Linked DNA regions of Mus musculus: region 2 is linked to region 1. A link is a contact called in ENCODE Hi-C or POLR2A ChIA-PET data. All regions are on one chromosome and are shown on one strand. Each heading gives the region's core, a stretch centred on a gene start or an enhancer-like site at or near the end of the contact. The rest is flanking DNA. Distances are from core to core; before and after follow the strand shown. Region 1 has its middle 30 kb from the start of Smndc1. Region 2 has its middle 28 kb from the start of Dusp5.

Region 1 (6,909 bases), core at 2,750-5,249:
AGCAACTCACATAGGTTCTCCGAGTGCAGGGTGGGTGGGAGTTGCCTTTTTTTTCTCTGTAACAAAGCCCCACAACTGTCCAGAACGTGGGTCACCATATGGTAGCCTCCAGGCTTGCCCTTATGCCTAGAAGAGATGATTATTAGCCCTTTTTAGGTAGGGGTACACCTGGAGTCTAACTGATGGAAATATGAAGTAAGCCGCAAGGTGGCTGCTTGTGTTTTGTAAGGACATAACATGAGCCACTTGATTCAGTTCCACACACCAAGCCTGATGCTCGGAACAGGGCTGAGAGCTGAGCAGTTCTCTGCCTGCATGTCACTGCCTCTCGGCCCCTTCTGTGGCAGTTCCATACAGCTCCTGTCACCAGTGACTAGAACATTTCAGAATAGTCACATGTGGTCTTTCTCTGGCCCTTGAACCCTACCAGGGCAATATATTATTCCCCACAGAGGATATAGCTGGTCAATCATTAAATATCCTCCATTTTCTGGGGGAACACACCACACTGAAATAGAAGATATTCCTACAAGAGTCACAGGTCCAGGGACACGACAGCCTAGATAATTAATAATAACATACCAGATTAGGCTTCCCAGAACCAGATCAAATGGATCCATTCACCGTGACCCCTAGAAAATGATGGTAGCTGCCCATGGGATGTAAAACCATGCCAGGAGGCTTGGTTAGGTAAAGTGGGTTGAGATCTGGAGACTTGGTGGGTACACACCTGAAACTTCGGCGACTCCTCACTCCCTGCCAAATACCTGACCTGGAACATGTGCCATGCACCCCACATAAGAAAACATGACCAGTGTTCATGCAGGCCCATGCTAATGAAGATACCTAGAGGATTTAGCCAATAAGCTTCCCTTTCCACTCCTCCCTACAAAGGGTATTTAATCTTGGGTCCTCTCTTAGAAGTTGGTACAGTATGCATCCATTTTCCATGATGAACAGTTTAGAACCGCGGACTGTCTTTTCCATCAAGATCTGCCATGGGGAGCCATGGAGAAGGCATTAGACTATCGAGCTGTTGCTTAATTCTCCCATAGAAGGCCTCTCTGCGTTCCTAGCCACAACAGCCACCAAGCTAAGGACAATCACAGCTGAGCTAAGCTGGAACTTCCCCCTTCCTCTGGCCCCGGGCTTCAGCCCACGGCCCCCAACTCTGCTCTCAGCTCCTTATGACTCAGCAGCACCTAGATGTCCAGGAGTTTGGGAGCGCCTGGTCTCGGCCCCATCGTGAACCTGTGGCTCCCCAACACTTCATTCAACTTCTCTGTGTGGTTCTCCAGTGGTGACTGGGGGCCCAGAAGCCAGAGAATATAGCTTCACCTTTCTCACATCTCAGACTGCACCTTCCCACTCCCAGAGACGGAGACGTGTCTGAGCACTGCGCAGGATAAGCACAAACTCCCCACCGTTCACCTCCCAAGCAGCCATGCCCTGTAGCAGGGTGGACCTCGGACCAAGAGTTGCCCAGAGAAGCTTAGACCGTGCTGGCGGTCAGTGTTGAGCATCAGGAGGAGGAGGAGGAGTGGTGGTCTGACAGGGGCAGGACTCCTTGTGCCAACTGGCAAATCAGTCCACGTGTGATTTCAAACTACCTTATAAAGCAAGTAAAAACCCAAAACGTGTTCCAGACTTCAGACCTGACCTTCTTTTTTTCTTTTCATTAGAAAAAAAAAAATCTCATTTCTTCCAGGGTGAGTGAGGATGGCTTTGAACTTCTAGTCCTCCTGCGTCTGTCTACCCCGAGCTGGGGTATGTGTCACTGTGGTCCGTTCTATACGATGCTAGCTGGGCAGAACCCGGGGCCTTATGTGTGCTCTGCCAGCCCGACAGACTCCTCAAGGTCTTTGCTCAGACACCTATAGCAGTGGCCCCATACCTTGAACTGGGATTTTTGCCACTTCCTTAAGCTCTGAGACCAGCGTTGTGGGAGTTCAGGGAATGGAGATTTAAGCTGTGTGGCAGGGTCTCAGCGGGCTTCTTAGAAAAGGTAGTGTGACTGGAACTCTGCGAATCAGGGTCCTATGGCAAACACCGCACTAGCAGTAAAAGATGGACCGACAGAGCAAAGACTTAAGCTGCCAGAAGAAAGTTGGCTTCCGTACACGTATTTTCTAGCTTCGGATTCATCTTTTCTCTGTGTTATATCACTGATGTAGGCAAGAGGAAACAGATTAAGGACTTCTTCCCAGTTTTCACCCCCAAATTTCCATTTCTGTGTGTATTTTGTCATTTTTCTTAGAGGAAGTGAACACTCAGACCCATAGTCAAGCTTTATGGCAGAAGACTCTGGTAAGGATGGAGACAACGTCTGTAAGAAAACTACTGCAGATGAAGGGTTGGCCAATGGTGGCTTGCTGGACAAACCTGGCCTGCTTTCTGTTTTTGTCAATAAAGTTTTATTAGAACACAGCCTCCCTCATCATTTCCATACTGTCTGAGGCTACTTCCACACTCCAACGGGAGAGCTGAGTAGTCGGGGTGTAAGAGCGTCAAGTTTGACACTCTCCACTAGATGGCGCCACTAGAGGGGGGTCCAAGGATTGAATGTCTTAAAGAAAATTGGGCCTGGCTTCATGTCAGGCAGTTCATAACTGCCTGTAACTCCAGCTCCAGGAAAACTCAACATCTCTAGTCTCCGCAGCCATACACACATGCATATGTGCACACACACACACACACACACACACACACATGCATATGTGCACACACACACACACACACACACACACACACACACACACACATGCATATGTGCACACACACACACACACACGCATTTTATTCTTTTTTGTTTGTTTTTTGTTTTTGTTTTTCAAGACAGGGAGGGCTTCTCTGTGTAGTCTTGGCTGTCCTGGAACTCACTTTGTAGACCAGGCTGGCCTCGAACTCAGAAATCCGCCTGCCTCTGCCTCCCGAGTGCTGGGATTAAAGGCGTGCGCCACCACACCCGGCCACACACACATTTTAAAGTTGGGGGTCTCACTCTGGCTGTTCTGGAACTCACTATGTAGACCAGGCTGGCCTCAAACTCACAGAAACCCACTTGTCTTTGTCTCTCCCAAGTGCTGGGATTAAAAGTGTGTACCACCACGCCCAGCCATATAAATAAAATAAAATCTATCTATCTTTCTTTCTTTCTTCCTTCCTTCCTTTCTTTTGTTTTTTCTTCTTTTGGAAAACTAAGGAAAAAGAATCACATTTCCTAGTTACAAAAGAACGGAACTCTTCAGAGTGACACTTAGTGCTCATAATAGCAAATTTGTACGGTGCTTACTGTGTGCTAGCCAACATTGTAAATGCTTTACGCATAAGATTATTTAATACTATGATCAGTCCCATTTTAGTCATGAGGAAACTAGGGATACCAAGAGATCAAGTACTGGAGTTCACAGAAGGAGAGCATAGCAGACAGAGGCAGAGTTTCACACTGGGTTGCATTAGCCGCCCTCCCCCGCCGCCACCCCGCCCCCCAGTGCCTCTAAGCCTTTCACCCTTAGGAATCCGAGGCAGTCATTAGTTACTCCCCCTCCTCCCCCCGCAAAGGTATGGAGCCATGCTGGATGGAACCCAGCGTGGAATGCTGTAACAAAGAACCAATTGTTGCTTTCTGCTTGCGCATTGCATTTTCGTCACGGCAAGCAACACACGCGTGTGTGACACCTGCCACTCACCTAGGATCACAACTATTTACAGGGTGCTGACTCTCTTTTGATGCACTGGCCTCTGGAGGAGGAGAGCTATGACAGAGCAAAACCTCTTCCGGAGCAGAGACAAAGTGCTCAAGCCACGGAGCAGTGATCTAAGACAGAGTCACCAGCTGAGTAAGGTGGGAAGGGATGTGGTGGGCCCCTATCAAGACGCTCAGAGACGAGTCAGCCAGGCAGTGAGGGACGGCTCAAGTCAACCCAGGTTGTAGGACTCTGTTAAAAGCCTCTCTCATGATTAACTAGAAAGAATGGGACAGAGGCAGGGCCCGCCCCACACCCATTAGCACCAATCAGCTGTCTTCAACTTCCTGAATAGCCTATCATAGCTCATTTCTTGTCCTCCTGAAAAGGCGATTGGTGCAAGAAAGTTAAAGACTTGGCGGCTGCAAGAAAAGGCAAAAGAATTTCATGCAGATCTTTTCACCTGAGGTGGCCGGGAGGAAGGAACTGGAGCATAGTGAGGGGGAATAAGGCAGTTTCTAGGAGCAGACACCTATCTACCGAACTGAGGTCACTTAGCCCCTGCGCGTGCTGTTCCCTGATGTCCAAGGTCAGACCCCACCTCCAGCTGCTGGGGACTCTGGAAAGCAGAGAAGCTGACTGCTAAGAGGAGGCTAGTCCATAGCTGTTGGTATCAGGGCTCCTCACCCACCCCTTACCCCCAGCAGGAGCCTCGGAGGAGAAAATGGCTTGTACCTCTTTGTGGCATAAATCTTTCACCTCACCTCTACCATCCCAACACTGAGAGAAATAGGAGGAAGGAGGAAGAATTTGGTGGTCAGGGTTCCCTCCTTGTGAGAGTTATACACAGCTGCAGTCATGAAGATGTGGGTGTCAGGTTACAAAAAAGAAGAAGAGGAAGAAGGAGAAGGAGAGGAGAAGGAGAAGGAGGAGAGGAGAAGGAGGAGGAGGAGGAGGAGGAGGAGGAGGAGGAGGAGAAGGAGGAGGAGGAGGAGGAGGAGGAGGAGAAGAAGAAGAAGAAGAAGAAGAAGAAGAAGAAGAAGAAGAAGAAGAAGAAGAAGAAGAAGAAGAAGAAGAAGAAGAAGAAGAAGAAGAAGAAGAAGAAGAAGAAGAAGAAGAAGAAGAAGAAGAAGATATTCCACCTAAACGGGGGGGGGGGGGGGGGGATCGTGTGAATAACAGGCTACTCTCTGCGCAGCGCCATTATTTGGAGGCGAGCCCAGAAGGCAGAAGGACCTGTTCGAGTTCCTTAATTATGCCTTGGTGCCTGCAGTCCTCAGGAGAAACCCATCCTTAGAACCGTGACTGATAGTCTCTCAACCACTAGTGGGCAGGCTAGCTGGGAGTGGGAGTGGGAACGGGGGCAAGATGCCGTCCCAGATCCAATGGGCTGTTAAAGAGCAGCAGAAGACCGAGAACAATCCGAGAGGCCAGTTTGGATGTGTGCCCTTGCTGGATGGAACCTCAGCTCTGAGGAGCAGGACCCCACTCGCCATTCCTCTGTGCTTTAGAGGTTGAAGCAAGCACCCAGCTACATTCAGGCCTGTCTAAGATTTCAGAAATGAGGGGCAGAGGTCATTTATTTCAGTAGTCAAAGTCCAAAATCATATGTCTCAGTTAGCTTTAACTGTCAACTTGACACAGCCAAGAGTCACCCAAGAAGGCAGTCTCAGTTGAGAGACTGCCCAGATCAGATTGGCGGGTAGTCATGTCTATGGGGGTGGCGGATGGTCTCGATTGTTAATTGATAAAAATGGACCCAGCCCACTGTGGGTGACATCAGTCCCTGTGTCGGATGGGTCTTGGGCTGAATAAGAAAGTTCCATTAAGAATGAGCTAGCAAGCAGCATTCCTCCATGGTTTCTGGTTCAAGCTCCTGGTTCAGTTCCTGCCCTGATTCTCCTCCGTGATGAACTGTGACCCGGAAGTGTAAGCCAAGAAGCCCCTTCCCTCCACTAAACTGCTTTTGGTCGGAGTGTTTTATCATAGCAACGGTAAGGAAACTAGAACACTACTCCATGCCATCATTGATTTACCTTAGTGAGTGGCTGCAGGGAGCCCCAGACACCAAGGATCCAGGTCCTGCTCACAGTGACCTTCTCATGTAATGGGCCACACAGAGCTGAAACAAATACATACAAAACTGAACATCACTTTGCTGTGACAGAAGAGGGCCAGGCGCTAGGGGTGAGGTGCCAAAAGCTGAGCGGATGGCTAAGAGGAAGTGGGCAAACCTGGGGGAGGGGGAGTGGCGAGCTGGCGGAGGGGGAGGAGTCTCCGCACACCTGCAGAGCGCACAGCATGGGGGCGCCGAGGCTACCCCGGACCACCCACACTGGGGAGGGGAGGAGAGAGCGCCACACTGAGGCTGGACTCAGTCCGATAGATTTCTCCTGGGACTTCCCCAGGACTACATTCTTTCTCCGCAGCGAAACTTGTTACCAACCTCCCCACACACTCTCATTTCTTAATATTTTCGAACACACAGGGGCATTCCTGTTTCCTGTCTGTGCGTTTCCATGCGGTTGTCGCTGCCCTCCCCATTGCACGGAGCAAAAATACCGGTCTGAAGAAGAGAATGAGACACAAGAAAGACCTTCTGAGGGGGTAGGATCTAATTTGGGATATCCTTCTTCAGAGAGCCCACTTGGTGCTAAAGGCAGAGCAGCCACTATGGAAGAGGGGAGGAGCCGAGGTTCAAGCCCATCCTGCTTCTTGAGTCCCAGCCTACTGGGTCACCGTGAGCAAGTCACAAGCATGTGAGTACGCGCGCGCGCGCGCACACACACACACACACACACACACACACACGTGTCACCTCATGTGTGGCACGAGAGGAATGTACCTGTTAAGGTTTCACACCTGGGACCCACAGATGTGCGTTAGAGGGCTTTAAGAACCCCTCAAATTGTATGTGGAACATCTATGGGTATCATTCAATTCCCATAAAGAGTTAGGGTGACAGAAGCCCACAGTGTTCAGCGCTCAGATATTGGGATCATAGTACATTTACTGCAGATACACAAGTGTTGGAACCTCAGACAGCACTGAGGGGCAGGGGTGACCTAGGGAAGGGAGGTCAGCTACAAACAGGAAGTATAACTCATTCATTTGTGGTAAACTACCTCAGAGAGACGCAGGTAAAAAGATGTGACTCCAGGCGACAGTGATTCGCTGCTTACCTTCCCCCATCCTTAATAAATATTTGTTATAATTTCATTTT
Region 2 (6,909 bases), core at 2,522-5,021, 140 kb after region 1:
CGAGGCACGCTTGGATCCCCAGCTCTTACCAGGCATTGTGGCATCTTGTTAGCTCAGCTTTGAGGAGGCAGAAGCAGGAGCTGCCTGCAGACTGCTTGCTGGCCAGCTAGTCTTGATGACATCAATGAGCTCCAGGTTCACTGAGAAACCTTGTCTCAAAGAAACAAGGTGGGTGGAGCTAGAGAGATGGCTCAGCAGCTGAGAGCGCTGGCTCCTCTCCTAGAGAATCCAGGTTTGAGTTCCAGCACCCACAGGGCAAATCATAACTGTGACTCTAGTCCTGGGGGATCTGATGCCCTCTTCTGCCCTCTCTAGGCTCCAGGCATGCACGTAGTGCACATACATACATTCAAGGAAAATATTCATACACATAAAAAAAAAAAAGGAGAGTGATGAAGATGACACCCAAAGTGACCCCAGCCTCCACACAAACATGCCTACACATGTGTACACATGCATATGTCACACAAATGTGTGTGTGCACACACATAATAAAACAGACGTGTGTATACATAGATGTGCACACACACTTATAGTAAAGCAAAGACATGTATGTGTGTACACACACACAGTAAAGCCCAGGATCTCTGCACACCCAAATCCAAACAGAACAGCAGGCTATTTAAAGTGAAAAGTCAAATTTTACCCACAGGAGGAAATTTTTTTTTTTTTTGGTTTTTCGAGACAGGGTTTCTCTGTGTAGCCCTGGCTGTCCTGGAACTCACTCTGTAGACCAGGCTGGCCTCGAACTCAGAAATCTGCCTGCCTCTGCCTCCTGAGTGCTGGGATTAAAGGCATGCGCCACCACTGCCCGGAGGAAATCCTTTTCTTGTAGACGCCTTCCGACGTCGTCTGTTGCATACATAAGCACAAGTATGCACAGCATCACGTGTATACTTTGCCCTTTTCCACGTCACATGACTCCACATTTTTTTTTATGCCATTAAAAAAGAGCACCAGGCAAACCTGGTATTGACTGCTAATGTTTTTCATCCGGCTGGGAGATTTCAGTGTACTTAACCTTTTGCCCATTTCTGGACTTTTACCCAGGTGAGGAACAGGAAGGATTGAGTCAGAACGAAGTGTGGGAGGAGGAAGCTTGCCAGACTGTCCTGAGGTCCACCAGCCATGGCCCGGGTACTTCCCTAGTTTTTCTACCCTACCCTCCAGATGAGGAGAATGAGGCACAGGAGAGAGAAAAGAGGAGTCTGCTTGTGGGTTAGTAGCCAGAGTTCCAAGTACAATTTATCAGTGAAGGCCATGGCCATTGGACTTCACCAAGACTTACTGGGAAGATCCTAGGTTTTATGGTACACGCTGCTTAGCTAGAGACAGCATGACCCCTCATCCAGTCTGTCTCCCAGTCATCTCCCATCCCATCCTTCCAGGCATCAGGGATTCAGGGTGCAGAGGGCATAGTCTTCCTTTATGGCAGTTAACAGTTTCATGCAAATGGATGTGTCAACAAGCTGTCACTACCCACCATAGGAAAGGGACCAGCAAGGAGCGTTGGGGGTCCAACCCACCACAGCTTCCTCTCTCAGACAATCAAGTCTGAGACCAAGGTCAAGGAAGGCAGGTAGCAGGCCCTGAGTCAGGAGTCTGGTGCCTGGCAGGAAGTGCCAGGGAGGCTGACCCACCCCTGCACTCTCCTCTCCCCTCTGCATCAGCTCCCCCCCACACCCCATTTTCTGGTCTGTTCCTGGCTTCCTGCCCTTCACAACATGGCTTTCCAGGTTCCCAGGGCAGCAGAGTGGGTGGTAGGTCTCCGGCTTCTGAGAATGTTTTCAAGAATGCTATTGTGGTTTATTTTCTAGAAATTCAGGACATTTCCATCACACTTAGGAAAGGAGTGGGAGGCACAGGGCCCGATGAGCAGTCTGACTGGAATGCTGGTCTGGAATACTGGAAAGTGACTGACTGGGAATCGAGACTTAAGTTGACAAAGCCATAGGAACACACCCTGGCGATCTTAAACAGCAGAAGGGTTCACAACATAGGGGGATCTGAGATGTGACAGCTTATTGAAAAAAATAAGCAAAAAAATTTAAAAATACACAGGCCTAGAGCAGCAAGTAGGTGAAATGGACATTTCACCTAAGTGAAGGCTCAGAATGGTTTACCACTGAGGCCAGGTGGTACAGCGAAGGCGGTGGCAGCAGAGGGCCCTTAGAGTCTAGGAGCCAGGCCATGGGCTAGAAAAGCAGGCTTGCTTATCTTTGGTCTGCACCCAGATCTGCTGCACTAGGCTTGAAGGCTGCTGCGTTGCCCTTGGCCTTGGAGGGTAGGGGTCTGGGGGTAGGGCTGGGGGAGGGGAACCTGTTATCCAGAACAAAGTCCTGCCTGTTGGATGGGGCTTTGGGTCCTCTACCATGGCACCTCAGTGATGCTGTGGAGATGTAAAAGAAATCTAAGGAGAGAGGTTTGCACAGTGCCAGATGGTCAGTAGATGCCGGCAAGGGGCTCTTGGCCACTGGTGTATGACACGAGTGTGACACGCTTCTCTTTCAAATAAGGTACAGGTAGTTTTCATTCTAAATGGTGGCAGTGCCTGCCTTTGATACCAGCCTAGCACTCAAGGAGCTAGTCTACAGAGAGTGTTCCAGAACTGTCAGGGCTGCACAGAGAAATCCTGTCCCAGAAAACGAAAGGAAAAAAAGAAAAAAACAAAAAAAAAAACAATTTCTACCCACAGACACCCACTGTCAGTATTGAATGTTTCCAGTCAGTCTGGTTTCTATGCATTAGATGTAGCCCTTCCTTGATTCCTCCTCCCTCTCACCTTCCCCCCTCCCCTCTTCTCTCTCCTCCTCCTTCCCCTCCTCCCTCATTCTCTCCCCTTTCTTTTAAGTTCCTGTGAACAGCTGTTAGGGTCTGTGTACATAGCTGTGTGCCCTACCTTGTGCTGTTATTAACAATCGACAATCACCCTTCTTTTTTTTTTTTTTTTTTTTTTAAAGATTTATTTATTATATGTAAGTACACTGTAGCTGTCTTCAGACACTCCAGAAGAGGGCATCAGATCTTGTTACAGATGGTTGTGAGCCACCATGTGGTTGCGGGGATTTGAACTCCGTACCTTCGGAAGAGCAGTCGGGTGCTCTTACCCACTGAGCCATCTCACCAGCCCGACAATCACCCTTCTTAACAGCTGGATTTAGGAGGCTCACAGAGTGGCGTGTGTTTATAAATTATGAACATCCTTTAACAAAAACCACTTCGGAATCTGGAATTATTATTTGGAATGCTAATGGTTAACTCATTGACATTTTAACGCTGCTAATGAAGTTTATCTCAATGGGCTTTGGGGAAGCTGTCTGCTTCAATTCCCACAATTCAGAGAGGGTAGGAGGGGAATGTAAGGTGACCCTCCCCACCTCCTTTCCCTTCTTCCCCCACCCTCTCTCTTCCAGGGGTCCTTTCCATGCCACCAGAAGAGGGCGTGTACACAGGTCTAGTGTCATCCCTATTCCACTCTTCTGCCCACTGCTTTCTCACGTTCTCAATATGCTCAACCGCTGATTAGGCTGGAGTGGTTTTTCCGGCCTGTGAAATTACCTGCCATTAGTGGAAAGTGTCCCAGCCTTGTCTCTTGCCAGCTTGGGACTTCGGGCAATTTTCTTAGATTTCTCAACCTGTTTTGGTAAAATAAAGTATGGCTGCTAGGATTAAAGAGGGGGCGTCTAGATGGCAAGTTTTCCCCCAAGTCTTCCACGTCCCCAATCCAACGCGCCCCGCCTAGGCCCCCTGCTTTCCGCAGGGTTCCGGGAAGTGGTTCTGCCAGAGACTGCCTAGGAGCAGCTGTGGAGTCAGGTGACCCAACTCCCCACAGGGGTGACTAAAATACCAGCGATGCCGATTATTTGGACTTCCTGGGCAGGGCCTGCCACCGCTGTGACTGGTGGGACCTTGGAAGCAACAGTAATTAATATTTTGCCAGGTGTGATTCCAATGGCCCCGCCAAAGCAAGGGGTCCCACCCTGAGCAGGGAGCCCGTGGGAACTGCCTGAGCTGCATTCCCGGGCTGGTGATTGTGCCACATGCTCCTCCTGGGTTCCATGCAGGGGACGTCCCTAGCCTTGCCCCGGGGTTCAGATGCTGCAGGAAGGAGCATTCCACCCCCATCCTAGCACCCCCAGTCTCCAGGCAGGCACTCTCAAGGAGTCCCCTCCTAATCCACGTGGACTTGTCCCTGTAGCTCCTAGAGTAGAAGTCCTGGTGGCTATGGTTGAGAGGGCACGGGAGTTGTGGCGTGTTTATAAAAGGATAAAGCGATATAAGATATGTTCTATAGGGGTGTGGTGAGGTATGGGGAAGGGGATGTCTCAGCGGGCCCATGCGGAGTCAACTCTTCCCCCCGTGGGACCAGCCACACGGTATAGTACAGAATAGAGTTTATTTAGGGCGTGGGGAGGAGAGTTAAGAGGGTAGTGGAGGCAGAGAAAGGCAGGGGTGGGGGGCGTAGAGGAGAAAAACAGAGGTCGGCCATGAGCACGTGGAGAGAGAGGGGGGAAGGGAATGGGGAGAGAGGGGGGAGCATGAGAGCAAGGGAAAGAGGAGGGGGGCAGCGCCTTTTATAGTGGGTCGCCTACCCCCCGCTGTTGCCAGGTAACTGTGGGGAGGAGCATACCTGGCTGTTGCCAGATGACTGTGAGATGGAGTTTAGACAGAATGCTAACAAGTTGGGGTCGGAGTTGGGGTATCAGTCTTTCCCATACACACCTTCCAAATTCATAGGAGTCAGAAACTCAAAGGGCTCTGGGACCCTAATCTCCATCTTCCTCCTTTTATAGTGGGTACCACGGCTCCCGAAAGTGGATTGATTGTTCTACGTGGAATTATAAGAAAAACGACTAAATAAGGACAGTGAACTGGAAGCTGGGTTTTGGTTTTTTTTTGTTTGTTTGTTTTTTTCTAGACAGGGTTTCTCTATGTAGCCTTGGCTGTCCTGGAACTTGCTCTGTAGACCTGGGCTCGAACTCACAGAGATCTGTCTACCTCTGACTCAAAATGCTAGGATTAAAGCCATGTGACACCACCATCAAGCTGGCATTTATTATTATTATTGCTGTTGTTGTTATTGTTATTATTATTCATGAATGTTTTGCTGGCGTGTATGTGAGTGTGCTGTCATACATACTGTCAGAAGAGAACTTCGAATGCCCTGGAACTGGAGTTATGGATGGCTGTAAACCACCATGTGGATGCTTGGAATAGAACCCAGGTCTTCTTCGTGAACAAGTGTGCACCTGCCCATCTCTCCTGCCCCTGACTGAAGTTTCCAAGAGTTATTGTTTTCAATGATGTAGAAAGCACCCCAAATCCAAGTTCTGTTATTTCCCCAGCTCCTGAAATTCCTTTTCACGCTCTTCATTTTAAGCTACTGCCATCCCCCATTTTAAATAAAGGTTTCCCTGGGTAGCCCTGTCTCACTTTGAACTCACAATCCTCCTGCCTCAGGCTCCCTAGTGTTAAAATTATAGGCATGAACCATTATGACCATTATAGGCATGAACTATTATGACCAGGCTAAACTACCATCCTCAGCTAAACTTCACGAGTTTGCTGCCAATTCTCCTGGCAGGGACCACATTCCAGTTAAAAGTACTGTTTCTGGAGTCAGGCAGTGGTAGCATATGCTTTTAAGCAAATTTTGAGTTCAAGGATAACCTGGTCTACAGAGTGAATTCCAGAGTTGCCAGGGCTACACTGAGAAATTCTGTCTCAAAAAAACAAAAAACAAAAAACAAAAAACAAAAAACAAAAACAAAAAACCAAAACCAAAAGCCCAAAAAAAACAAACAAAAAACTGTTTCTGGGGCTGGAGAGATGGCTCAGTGTTTCAGAGCACTGACAGCTCTTCCAGAGGTCCTGAGTTCAATTCCCAGCAACTACATGGTGGCTCACAACCATCTGTAATGGGATCTGATGCCCTCTCTGGTGTGTGTCTGAAGACGGCTGCAGTGTACTCATATAAATAATTTTTTAAAAAGTCTTTTAAAAAAAAAACAACAACAGAACAATTTGTTCTTGTTCTTTTTTTAAAAAATAAAAGTATTTCTGGGGTGATGGACAGAGGGAAGGAGTGAAAGCAGACACAACCAACGCTGTCAGGAAGCCTATGGGCTCTCCATGAAGGCTGAGTTCAGATCACACAGCCATCTGTCACCTTCCAACAACGGGGTGAGGGGAGCCACTAGCTATCATTCCTATCCAGGAGAGGTTAAGTCAGTTTCAGACAACATGCAGCCAGGAAGTGTTCCCATACAGTTGCAGTCCTAGCAGAAAGCCGGACCCATAGCCCAGCATCCATGTGCAGTTCATCCTTGTAGTGACCTATTTATAAGAAATATGAACGCTGTTCCATCTTTGAGTGTGGAGGGGTCTTAGGGCAAAGAGCGTATGACATTTACCTCTCCCCTGTAAACATCACAACAGTGCCCAAACGCATAATGCAACACGGGGAAATGCCTAGATTTGCTCAAATGCAAGTGTCGTGTGACAAAACTTTTTCTGAGGAGAGGAAACACATTTGTCTCATCACCCCAAGTAGGGAACCCATGATAGACCAAAGTACTGGTACCACCAGAGTCCAACTTGATGAACCAATAAGTTTTATTGGGGTTACTTAAAGGAGCAGAAATGACTCAAAGACAGCTGCATCACCAAAGTCCACCCCAGGGTGGGTGACAGCTCAGAAAAGCCAGAAAACCTGGAGCACGTTACACTGTAAAAACAGCTAGGAGAATGTCCCTTCCAGGTGCCTTAGTCGCTTTAAATTTCTTCCAGGCAAGCAGGCTGGTTTCTGCTTCTCTCAGGCAGCAGGTCTGGTCTCAGTCTCTTTTCCACTGTGAGTCTTCTGTGCTGCTAGGCTTTGCTTCTTCTAAAAGGGACTTGCCACTTTGTTTA

What was found. A loop is a pair of places that touch in the nucleus more often than their neighbours do. ChIA-PET counts read pairs that join two places held with the same protein, here RNA polymerase II (POLR2A).
Region 2: POLR2A ChIA-PET joins it to region 1 with 30 read pairs in Patski. The contact joins two enhancer-like sites. A Hi-C loop is called at or near these places in 2 of 37 maps with a recorded cell type or tissue (ES-E14 and T-helper 2 cell). POLR2A ChIA-PET finds 5 or more read pairs at or near these places in 3 of 5 experiments (Patski and embryonic stem cell).

The regions. Positions count from the first base shown.
Region 1 is chr19:53,417,500-53,424,408 of GRCm38, forward strand. No RefSeq gene overlaps it. Among named protein-coding and RNA genes, the nearest start is that of Smndc1, 30 kb to the left of the region's middle. Within about 2 kb of position 4,000, at least 2 of the 3 ENCODE cell types and tissues checked have a DNase peak (open chromatin) inside an H3K27ac peak, as active enhancers do.
Region 2 is chr19:53,553,605-53,560,513 of GRCm38, forward strand. No RefSeq gene overlaps it. Among named protein-coding and RNA genes, the nearest start is that of Dusp5, 28 kb to the left of the region's middle. Within about 2 kb of position 3,772, at least 1 of the 3 ENCODE cell types and tissues checked has a DNase peak (open chromatin) inside an H3K27ac peak, as active enhancers do.